2 separate regions of the Homo sapiens genome follow, and region 1 is linked to region 2. Evidence: chromatin contacts called from ENCODE Hi-C or POLR2A ChIA-PET data. All regions are on one chromosome and are shown on one strand. Each heading gives the region's core, a stretch centred on a gene start or an enhancer-like site at or near the end of the contact. The rest is flanking DNA. Distances are from core to core; before and after follow the strand shown. Region 1 overlaps RORA (RAR related orphan receptor A). Region 2 overlaps RORA (RAR related orphan receptor A).

Region 1 (5,926 bases), core at 1,440-3,939, 38 kb after region 2:
TGTGTTGAAGACATAAACAAGAGTATTATGTTTTGATTAAGCCTAATAAATGGTTTCCTTGAGGTTATGGCTCTTTTACTTTATCATGGGCAATTCTTAAAGCCACAGAAAGAAAGATGACTTGCCCAATCACTAAAGCAAAGTTAAAGGAAACTTCAAGGTCCAGATGGGAGAAAATGTGGGTTTCTGGTGACAAAATCACTTTTTAGAATCTTCTATTGTAGAGATGGGTAGATGGGACAGCAGCAACATAAATTTGAATTTTTTTTAAGCCATAACTATCATGTGGAAGATATACATGGGTGCTTTCTAAGAAGATAAATGTGAGTATTTGAGTATATCAGTAGACTATCTTAATTTTTTAAAACACACTATTTGAGAAGCAGCCATTCTCAGGGGAAAAACAATTTTTGAAGATGTTTTTAATATTAATAAAAATATTACTTTCTAGAAAGTTAATGACATATAAATATATCTTTTCTTTAAAATATTGTAGAGAATGTCATGTAAAATAAAACTAATGCAAAACTGGAAGGAGAACAGACTTGACTCTCGGAAGATTCATGTTTGGCACGAGACAGCTGTATGTTCGTAGACAAATTGTTTTCCTTCTCTGAGCCTCTATTTTTATATTGATTTAATGAGAGAATAGACCCTATAAATCCGATACCTTTTCACCTCTGAAGTGCTATCATTCTCTTCCTAAATCACACAAACATTCTTACTTAATCTGCAAATCAGTATAATTCAAACAAACCAATTATGTTGACCCTCCCCTCCAAGCTCCCAGCTAGTACTTCCCACATCAAAACGTCTGAGAACAACCAATTCAAGCACCTAACATATTTTGTTTTCAGTTTATAAGAATAGCAGTAATCAAACACACACACACACACACACACACACAAACCCCAATATCATCTCTTCTTCCATAAAAAAATTTTTGACCCACTGTGGACTTTATAGGCTCCTAAAATGTATTTGAGGATGGTGTAAAAATTACGTTAGGTTCTTTTGAAGATACTCTTTTTTTTTTTTTAAGACGTAGTCTCCCTGTCTCCCAGGCTGGAGTGCAGTGGCGTGATCTCCACTCACTGCAAGCTCCGCCTCCTGGGTTCACACCATTCTCCTGCTTCAGCCTCCCGAGTAGCTGCGACTACAGGCGCCTGCCACCACTCCCGGCTAATTTTTTGTATTTTTAGTAGAGACGGGGTTTCACCATGTTAGCCAGGATGGTCTCGATCTCCTGACCTCGTGATCCACCCACCTCAGCCTCCTAAAGTGCTGGGATTACAGGTGTGAGCCATCGTGCCCGGCCTGAAGATATTATATTGTATTTAAAGGGTAACTGATGATATGACACAATGTATGTATTCCCTGTGCATTTTTACTGTAGCTGCCACTTCATTGTACTGGTGTAGACCTCAATGTGTTACTGAAACAAAAGACCTAAAATTCTTTAATTTTGAATCAGATATAATGGAGATACAACAAAGTATACAGATCTTGTGTTCAGTTCAGTGAGTTTTGACAATCGTATATACCCATGTAACCACCAATTAAAACAAGATGTAGGGCTGGGCGTGGTGGCTCATGCCTGTAATCCTAGCACTTTGGGAGGCCGAGGCAGGCAGAACACTTGAGGTCAGGAGTTCGATTCCAGCCTGGCCAACATGGTGCAAACCCCGTCCCTACTAAAAATACAAAAATTAGCTGGGCATGGTGCCACATGCCTGTAATCCCAGCTGCTTGGGAGTCTGAGGCTGGAGAATCACTTGAACCTGGGAGGCAGAGGTTGCAGTGAGCTGAGATCTCACCACTGTACTGCAGCCTGGGCAACAGAGTGAGACTCCATCTCAAAAAAAAAAAAAAAAACAAAAAACAAGATCTAGATCATTTCCATCCCTCTAGAAACTTTCCTCACATAAGCTCCTAAATATCTTAGTTCCTCATTTTTGTTCTTTTTATTTATCAATGCATAAACAAGAATCACTGGAAAGGGGACAATTTGATAAGCAAGGAACTTTCACAGCTACCTGCAAGAAAACGATTTTCCCCTTGAACTTGACTCAAAATATTGACTGCTTTTCTTGAACAGAATGGTCAGATGTGCGTTCTTTTTTCATATTCATACTCTGTGGTGGACATAACAATGAGGACATAAATATGTGGGGCGTACTATTTGGTGTTAGTGAACACTTACAAAGAAGCCTTCACTGTCTTGTAGGGAAACCCCAGGGTATTCTGCCAGCATATCACGAGACTCTGTGGACCAATGCAGTGATTTGAAAAGGAATACACATCAGGCATTTTTGAGGGGGTCTTGAGTTGGGCTATCAGATCTGTGCTCAAACGTCTGGGGACAAGAGACCTTGTGCTATAGGCTTTTTACTAAGTGAGCGGGAGGAAGCCCCACCAGTTTGAAGGAAGGAGACCTGGTCAGGGGGAGGAAGGGGAGGGGAGGAGGAACAAATGGAGGAAGATGCTTCTTCCAAGGTCACGCCTATCAGAATGTGGAGCCAGGAAATAGAAGGGAGCACCCATGAGGCCCTGAAGGCCAGGAGGCCTCGCGCTGGCCGAGAATCATTTGAGAACACTCGGGAAGCTCAGCTGCCACACCTGAGGCAGGCCCTCATTTATCTGAGCCTCTGTACCCGGAGTGCTAACAACCAGCTCAAATTGGCTGATTTTTCCACATTTGTCAGGGAGCCAGCTGCACTGGCTCAGCTGAGCATCTGCGGAAAGGAAAGAAGAGAACCAGAAAAAAAAAGAAAGCTTTTAAGTCATTATTCTTATTCATTTCCCTATTCTCTGCCCCACCCTCCCAGTCTCCACTGCCATGCCTCTTTCTTCTTCTTCTTCTTTTTTTAAAAATCTTTTTATAACAATCTTTTCCTTTATGCGGCGAGAGCCATTGGCATCCTTCCAGTGACCTGTCTGTAGAGAGACACTCCTCCCTTGTAATTAGGCCTTTGTTATACCACTTCCTGATTTTCTTCTCTTTCTTTCCCTTTTAAAGTTTCTGGCCCTTGACACCCCAATGCCCCAATAGAATATCCACACTTGTTAAAACGAAGGGTCTTCAAAAGGTTGGTAAAGTTGGCTTTCTCAAGGAGGCCTGTGAGTTCATTCAGGCCTGTGGTTACAATGGGCTAGGGCATGGAAGGACCTGAAAGAAGACGTATGTTGAGTTGTCTTCATTCTGGTTTCAATCTCACCTACAGTGCCCTCTCACCATCCTGTTCCCCGCTCTTGGACCACTTGATTTCTGGTCACAGTTTTTGCATTCCGCTATTCCTGGGCTATAATCATGTAGGCTTCAGGGCAGGAGGACAGGATTTCTCCTTCTCAAATCCTCCTACAAGGACAGAAAGATCTGGTACCCAAAGAAGCAGGGAAAGGCAGAGATGGCAACAGGAAGCCAGGCTAATGGGCCTAGACCCCTTTTTCCTGGGGCTCATGAAATGGTAGTCAAAGGAGAAGGGAGGGGTTTTGAATAGGCTTGAGAATGGAGATGTAGGTCTGGTTATTTACACAAACAATTGGTTACGTTACATTCAGTTTCTTTTAAAGAAAATCGGTAGCAGAATATTTACAGTTACAGCTACTACATTTGAGGAGATTCGCCTTGGAAGCCTCTAAGTGTAATCACTGAAGTTTTTGGAATATAAAGAAGAAATTATGAGGGCTTTTCCCATCAGGATTAGTGCCATTCACTTCTGTTCTCTTTGTTTTGAAATCTGTAATGCAAAAATAAATAAATGCCACACAGCTTAGATAACCACTCTTAGTGACCTCTGTTTATCTGAGGTAGCTTTCAGAGATAAACCTGTTTGTCCAGTTCAAACTTGGACAAAACATTGAATTTTTAATATGCCCAGACTCATTTCATGATGAACCCAAAGTTTTACCAAGTTACTTAGTGCATTTATACCAGATGAGGGTAACACATGTTTTTTGCCCCTTTTATAGGTCTTAGAATTTTTAGATAGAGATTATATTTTATTTTCCTTTGAAAATTATGTATCTAGGTAAATATTATAGGGAAAATGTTTTATCAATTTACCTTTGGTGTACAGGGATCCACCCCCTAAATTGTCTTTATCCAAGCTACTAGTAGCACTGTTTGTGGGTGTCTAAGAATACCAAATGATTTTGCTGATGGTTTAAAAGATTGCAGTTAGGTTCCTTAGAAAAAGGAGTTGGACTGGTTGAATGAGAATTAAATGCGGTACTGATCATAACAATGTATCTACAACATTTAAGGTAGATCCCAGGTCTTTTTTTTTTTTTTTTTTTTTTGAGATGGAGAGTCTTGCTCTGTCACCCAGGTTGGAGTGCAGTGGCGTGATCTTAGCTCACTGCAACCTCCGCCCCCTGGGTTCAAGCAATTCTCCTGCCTCAGCCTCCAGAGTAGCCAGGATTACAGGCATCTGCCACCATGCATGCCTGGCTAATTTTTGTATTCTTAGTAGAGATGGGGTTTCACCATGTTGGCCAGGCTGGTCTTGAACTCCTGACCTCAGGTAATCCACCGACCTTGGCCTCTCAAAGTGCTGGGATTACAGGAGTGAGCCGCTGTGCCCAGCCGATCCCAGGTCGTTAACTTGCTTTGTAAGTTTCTTAGCCAGTCTATAAAAGGGGGACAGTAATACCTTCCCCACAATAATGTTATGAAGGTCAGTGAGATCCCATATGTGAAGTGCCTGAGGAAGAATACTTGGGACATGACACATGCTAGAAGAATGCACAGATTTAGCCATTTCTCAGAGACCTGCAGGGTACTTTTTCAACTTGGAAATGTTACCACTATCCAAGAAAGAGCTGAGCTTAACATAATAAGAATATTGTAAATAGACAGCTATTACCTACACTGTTAAGTAACCAATGCCAAGGACAAGTAAGTATGGCAGAAGAGCTTGATCAGAAGCTCATGCTTTCCATTTCAAAATAGTCCAGCACTTTGGGAGAGGGGGTGGGTGGTGGGACCTCTGCAATTTATGGATCAGTAGTTTCATGCTGAAGCACTTGAAGTTTTTTGGTATGCGGATCCAGGAAAGCCATTTTTCTATATGGCTTTCTCTTTTAAGTATCAGTGTTTTAAGTATCAGTTAAGTACTCAAACCAGACCGAAGTAGACTTTATATTTAAAGCACAGATTGACTTTTGACTTACTTAATGTCTACAGGTGCATTCTGATTTCCAGATATACATCCTTCTCTTGTATCTTTGTAACCTGTGTGAATGGCTCTCTGAAAACATCCACGGTGTCAGAGGCTCTGACTGTGGGACAAGGGATGACGACAGATGAGTAGATGATCGTGGAGGTAAAGCTTCCCTCTCAGAACTGTAGTGGCAATGAGGAGAAGGAAGTGATCCCACGGTAGCTTGCCATCTATATCTAGGCCTGGATACCCACTTGTGGGGGATAGGAAGATCTAGTCTTGACTATTCTTTGTTCCCATTCTTATATATGTTGTGTCTGTAGGACCTACCCTACATGGGTTGTAAGGGCAAATTTGTAATGTATGGGTCGTGTAGGCCCTTTATCCTATGGCAAGCATAGGAAATACAAGTACCTAGATTTCCCTCCGTAAGTGCCAGTGTTTCTTAAAATCTTAGGTTAACTTCATCATAGCTCCGTGCTTAACCAGAAATGAATGGGGCCTAAATCCTGGCAACTAGTTGAAATTGTTTTAATCAAGTCTTCCATTTTTTCCTCTTCTCTCCGTCATTCCAAACCCGTGGGCCTTCTTTGTGCCATTTCCTCCAGCAGGAATCCATTTTTCTTCCTTGTTTGAAACTCTGGTGTTTATTAATACAATAATGTGTAAAAGCATACATTATAGTACTAACAACATTTTCATATGGATCTTTTTTACTTAACACTATTTCACATCTGCTTCTCCTTAAATCCAAAGACTTG
Region 2 (5,559 bases), core at 664-3,163:
GTTGAATTTTTCTGAATTTAACTTTTGTTTTTATGTTACCAGGAAGTACAATCTCCAGAAAACTGAAACTCCAGCTTTTCCTCCTTGATCGTAGCTTATTTTTCTTGGCTAACTTCAGAAAATTCTTCAAGTATGTAACACTACTTCCTTGAGTGGATTTTTTTTTTTTTTTTTTTTTTTGGTCTGTGATGTTTTTAGTGGAATCAACCAGGGTTCCCAGCCCCCACTATTAAAAAGAAAAAAGATTTTTTTTTTCCTTGAACTTGACCAACATGCACAATTATAGTCACACATCAGAGTTACACAGGATTACAAAATGTCTTTTGGATATAAATCTCAAATAAATTCAAACTTGAAGAAAAAGAAATTGGTAAATAATCCTCCCTACTGGCAGTTCCCCAGGGTTTTCTTCACAGACTATAAATATCACATAAATATTCCCTGACCTGTAAGCTATAACTTTTGGATGGATGTCAATGGTTTTTTAACAGGGAATAACAATGAACTGTAATTGTCGTTCAGAAGTGATCAGTTAAACAATTAGAAAGGCAACAGCTTTCAACTAAGATCCAGGAATAGCCTCTATATAGACTGACTCAAGCAGTCTGAGAAACGTAAGAAAATCACTTTGTGCCACCAAATAAATCAAGAATGACATTTTTAAAAGAAAATGCTAGATACTCCTTTTTTCCTTCTTTCAAACCCACCTGCTTCCTCTTTTTCCCCCTTAGTTTCAGTCCATCAAGGATTTTATATAGCTGCAATTTCAACACATTTCTTCCTTCTAGGATTAAACTGAAACAAAAAGAGCCTGTGTATGATACAGAACTTTAACAGTCTTTAAATAGCTTTGGCAAGCCTTCATTCTAGACCAGGACTGTCCAATTGAACTATAATGGAAGTGGCATATGTAATTTTAAATTTCCTAGTAACTACCTTAAAATGAATAAAAATAAATAGGTGAAATTAAGTTTGATAATGCAGCTTATTTAACGTAACATATCCAAAATATTTTGGTTTCAACATGTAACCAATATAAAATAATAGTTAATAAGATTTTTTTTTTTGAGACATGGTCTCACTATGTTGCCCAGCTGGTCTCAAAGTTCTGGGCTCAAGGAATCTTCCCACCTCAATCTCCCAAGTAGTCGGGACTATAGGCATGCACCACCATGCCTGGCTTGTTGATAAGATATTTTACATCCCTGTTTTCATACTAAATCTGGAAAATCTGGTGTATGTATGCACTTTACAGCACATCTCAATTCAGACTGGCCACATTTCATATGTGCAAAAGCCATGTGGGTTGGTGGCGACCAAATTGGACACCATAGCAAGTAAATAATACTTGAATAAGAACCACTATTAAGTTAATAAAATCTGTAGGCTTGAGTGTCTTATTTATATGGAGCTACTATCTAGGTCAATTTGGAGATAAAGAATGAATCACCCTCTGTCTCTCACTTGGTTGGTGATGGATTTGGAGAAAGAAAATGGCAGGAGGTCTTAACAAATTTGAAGGGTCCCACTGAGAGCAAAACTGGTTTTTGTTTTTTTTTTCAGAATAAAGCTATAAATTTGGGGCTCTTGAGTTTTGCTTGCAAGTGAGGACTGAACTGGAAGCATTGTTGGGGAGAATTAGTCCTCTCTGAACAATCTGAGAACAGAGGGAACATTTGGACTAAAGGAAAACTCAGCAGCACTCTCCCCTGATTGCCTGAGGCAGCTCTTGCCTCATGGAAGACCCGCTTTGCCTCTCCTGTTTGTTTTGTAGCCATAGACTGGAGCCTAAATTTGTTCCAAGCTCAGTGATCAACATGCACAAACTCCTTGGGGTATAGCCAAGAGAGCGTGGACTTTTATAATCTGATAGCCTTTGGTTTGAACAGCTGGGTGACTTGGAGCAAATTGCAGATCTGAATCTGTTCCCCGCTCTGTAAAACAGGAAAGGCAATGCCTACCTCGCAGAGTTGTTTGAGGAGTAAGTATCATAAAGTATTTAAAGCACCTGGCAAAGTGCCTGACACATAGTAGGCAGTCAATAAATTATAGCTATTATCATAATATAAATGTATACGCATGTAATATTTATATAGACATAGGTAATAAGAAAGGATTCCTTATTTTATTATTGTTCCAAATTGCTGCTGTGGCCTTATGCAGAAGGATCCCCTGTACTGCTCTTTGACCCATAAATGAAAACTAGTTTCCTAGTTTATGATCTTGTATGAAGATAATTCTTGCTGAAGCCAGGGCAGGAATAGGTAGATGTCTGGGCTGTGTTAGAAAACTCTTAAGCATTTGTTAGACTTAACTTTGGCCTCTTTTCATTGTTTTCAAAATGACTTTAGTTGTGAATGTAAAATGTTTCTAATATCCACCCTTGGTCCAACCTGGGTGTGTGATTACACTCCATATGATTGTCATGTGAAAAGGTGAAGTGGGCAATTTTGGTCTACTCCGTTGATCAAATATAGAAGTTCTTGATTTTTACCTCTTAGTGGCTTATAGTTTGAAAACCAACTTTTAATTTTTTCTCTTCTCTAATTCACTTTCAAGGTTGTGAGTTTAGCCAAATTTCATATGACTCAGTCTCATGCCCAGAAGGGCACTATTTGCAGGATTCTACTTGATTTGTGTATTGGGGGAGATATACCATTCTTCTTCAGTTCAACACTTCTGGCTTTAAATTACATTTGGGTCACATTTTATAGCTTTCTAAGGGATCTGTACAAATGGTAACCACAACTGGTAAAATGTGATGTAAGCTACTTGGAAGGGTTTTCTTTGGAATCCTACGTAATTTCAAGTACTCTGCATGTAATTTTGCTAGCCAGTCAATTAACTGAAGTGTTCTTCATGGGTAGAGCATGTGCTGAATTTGACATACATGCTTACGTGCAATAAGTCCCTTTCACAGTGTACTTCCCTTGTGACACAAAAAGACACTATTTTGAGACAAACCCTATCAGGTAATCAGCGATAAAATGACCATCCTTGGCAGATTAGGTAGGAGGAACATATATCTTCCAACTCTTCAGAAGAGAAGTAAGTGATAATGAAAACAAAATTATGAACAGTTTTACATAGTACACATGAACTTCTATATATAGTCTTTTGCATAAGAAGAGTCTCTAACCATTCCTGTGGTTCTTCTGTCATCCTCTCCATTTGCCCATCGTCGTGGAACAAGTAATAGCAGATTTATCCTTCCACGTCTTTCTCTTTGCTAATACAGATGTACATATGCATGGATACACATTTATAGGGAGTTCCTCTCTTTTTGGTGTGGAAATAGCATCATACCATGCATATTTTTTTCCACTGAACAGTACATCTGGCATACCTCTAAAAGTCAGTAGATATAGTTGTAACCCTTATCCTCCCCCAACCACCAATTTGCCAAGAAGAACTTTAACTACTTCATACATGTATGTCTAGAACATACACACAACCACATAGTACAAAACTTCAGCAACAATATCCCAGGAAGTTAGTTGCTTGCTGAGCTAAGTCAAGTCCTGGTTCAAATATGCATCTCAGGAAAACCAGACCAAGAGTGTTACCACTTGGTATATAATAGAAAAGAAATAATGCAAATAAATAAACTGGAGGCATAATCTCTTTTGAGCATTATAGATCCCAGATGAAGACGTGTGAAATAAAGGCATCCTTCACCTAGAGATCTGAAAAGAAAATAAATATAAATTACACTTTCATAAGTATCCCATTGTTTCACAAAATTTGGTATTCAAAAGGAATTTTTCTTTATATCATAATTGAGTTTCAGCTAGCTAATAATACTTTTGGATTTGATATTTTTATGCCGTTGTTTCTCTTACCCCTTTCTACTGCTCAAATCTTGTCAAGAGAGTGACAATTTGTAAATAAATTCAGTTTAGTTCAGTTAAACAGTTACTGATGTCAACTGTTTTGGTCTTGAAGTACTTGAATAATGATATTTTAAATAACCTGGGTTTTTTAATTAAAATGAAATATACATGTGTATGTGTGCATATGCATATTTTTTATACACACATATACATATACATAAACTGACTTTCATAGTTTTGTGAGTTTTAAACTATATTTTTCTAATATCCTTCACAATCATTTGCGTTTTTCTCAAAATTAATGGGGAAGAGATACTATAAAGTATAGCTTATCTTTTATTAGAAATAAACTTGCTTAGTAAGTTGGATATACACGCAACCTTAAAAATCTGTTTTAGATGCTACATTTTTTTCAGTTCTCGAATGTGCTTAAAAGTCACGGCATTGTTTTGTTCATAATCACCATCCTGTTATGGGCCCCAAATATGCTTGGCAATCTTCTAATTCTCTGATTGACTCATTTTCTCACACAACATGACAACTGTTTTAAATTTCTTCTCAAACTTCCTGTGCTTCAACTCTTCCTTCTCAGGACCTGTGCACCATGGATTATTCCTTCTCTTCTAAAACCCACTCTACCTCTCACATGGGTCATGCCCACTGGCTTACAGAAAAGTAACAAGACTAGTACAGATAAACTTAATTTTCTTCTCAATCATCTGAGAATAAGTTGCCAACCTCATGCCCCAATACCTGGAATACTTTAGTGTGTAATCCCTGTATACAAGGATATTCTCCTGCATATACATAATACAACCATCAATATCAGCAAATTAGCACTGATACATTATAACCTTCAAATCCTTTGACCCCGTTCAAGTTTCACCCATTGTCTCAATCAGGTCCTTTATAGCCAAAGGTACTAGTTCAGAATCACCTATTACATCTAGTTGTCAGGTCTCTTTAGTTTCCTTTAATGTGAACACTTCCTTAGCGTTTCCTTGACTTCCATAACCTTGACACAGATGATGACTCTAGGTCAGTTACTTCATGGAATGACCATCACTTTGGGTTTGTCTTATGATGAGATTCCAATTATGCAGTTTCAGGCTATGAAGTGTCAGGGCTCCTCAGAGCTCAGTCTCAAGCCTTCCTGTCATCTCACTGGGGCAGGATCATGCGTACTTATGCCTCCACTTGTCTCTCTTTAGGTGAGCCACAGATCCCCATCTCAAGCCCAGGCCTCTCCAGTGAGCTCTGGAATCATTGCACCCACTGTCTTCCTCGTGGCCCTTTTTGGATACCAAAGGCTTTGATCTCCATGTCTAAAACCAGACTCATTGTCTCCCTCTGACATCTTGGGCCTCTTACAGTGTCCTGTCTCCCATGGGTGCCACCACTATCCATCTTGTTATAAAACATGAAAACAAGAATTCTTTCCCCTTCTTTACCCTCAGATCCAGTCTGTCACCCTGTCCTGTTGATTTAACATCTTACACATCTTTCTAATCTCTTCACTTCGGCCCATCCATGCTACCTCCACCTTTGCCTTGGACTTTTGCAGCCTCTCAACTGGCCTACACATAAGCTTTCCAACTCCCTCCCGTCTGTACTCCTTACTTTAGCCAGAATGATCTTTTCACAATGTAAATTCCATTGTGTCCTTTCCTCTTCCCTCCACCTCTTTCCTGCTTAAAGCCCTCCAGTGCCACCCATTGCATTTAGG

Evidence for each region. A loop is a pair of places that touch in the nucleus more often than their neighbours do. ChIA-PET counts read pairs that join two places held with the same protein, here RNA polymerase II (POLR2A). Pooled maps may share reads with other maps.
Region 1: a map of endothelial cell of umbilical vein shows a loop between it and region 2 (6-fold over the local background). The contact joins two enhancer-like sites. A Hi-C loop is called at or near these places in 4 of 168 maps with a recorded cell type or tissue (Right ventricle myocardium inferior, endothelial cell of umbilical vein, esophagus muscularis mucosa and 1 more) and 1 of 50 pooled maps. POLR2A ChIA-PET finds 5 or more read pairs at or near these places in 4 of 52 experiments (BJ, OCI-LY7, Panc1 and 1 more).

What each region holds. Positions count from the first base shown.
Region 1 is chr15:60,992,021-60,997,946 of GRCh38, reverse strand. All of the region lies in intron 1 of RORA (RAR related orphan receptor A), which reads left to right. Among named protein-coding and RNA genes, the nearest start is that of RORA-AS4, 230 kb to the right of the region's middle. Within about 2 kb of position 2,689, at least 2 of the 41 ENCODE cell types and tissues checked have a DNase peak (open chromatin) inside an H3K27ac peak, as active enhancers do.
Region 2 is chr15:61,029,410-61,034,968 of GRCh38, reverse strand. The region is part of intron 1 of RORA (RAR related orphan receptor A); the gene reads left to right. It overlaps LOC107984805 (a long non-coding RNA gene), which reads left to right. Exons shown (of 3, transcript XR_007064660.1): 2 at 1-130. Among named protein-coding and RNA genes, the nearest start is that of RORA, 200 kb to the left of the region's middle. Within about 2 kb of position 1,913, at least 3 of the 41 ENCODE cell types and tissues checked have a DNase peak (open chromatin) inside an H3K27ac peak, as active enhancers do.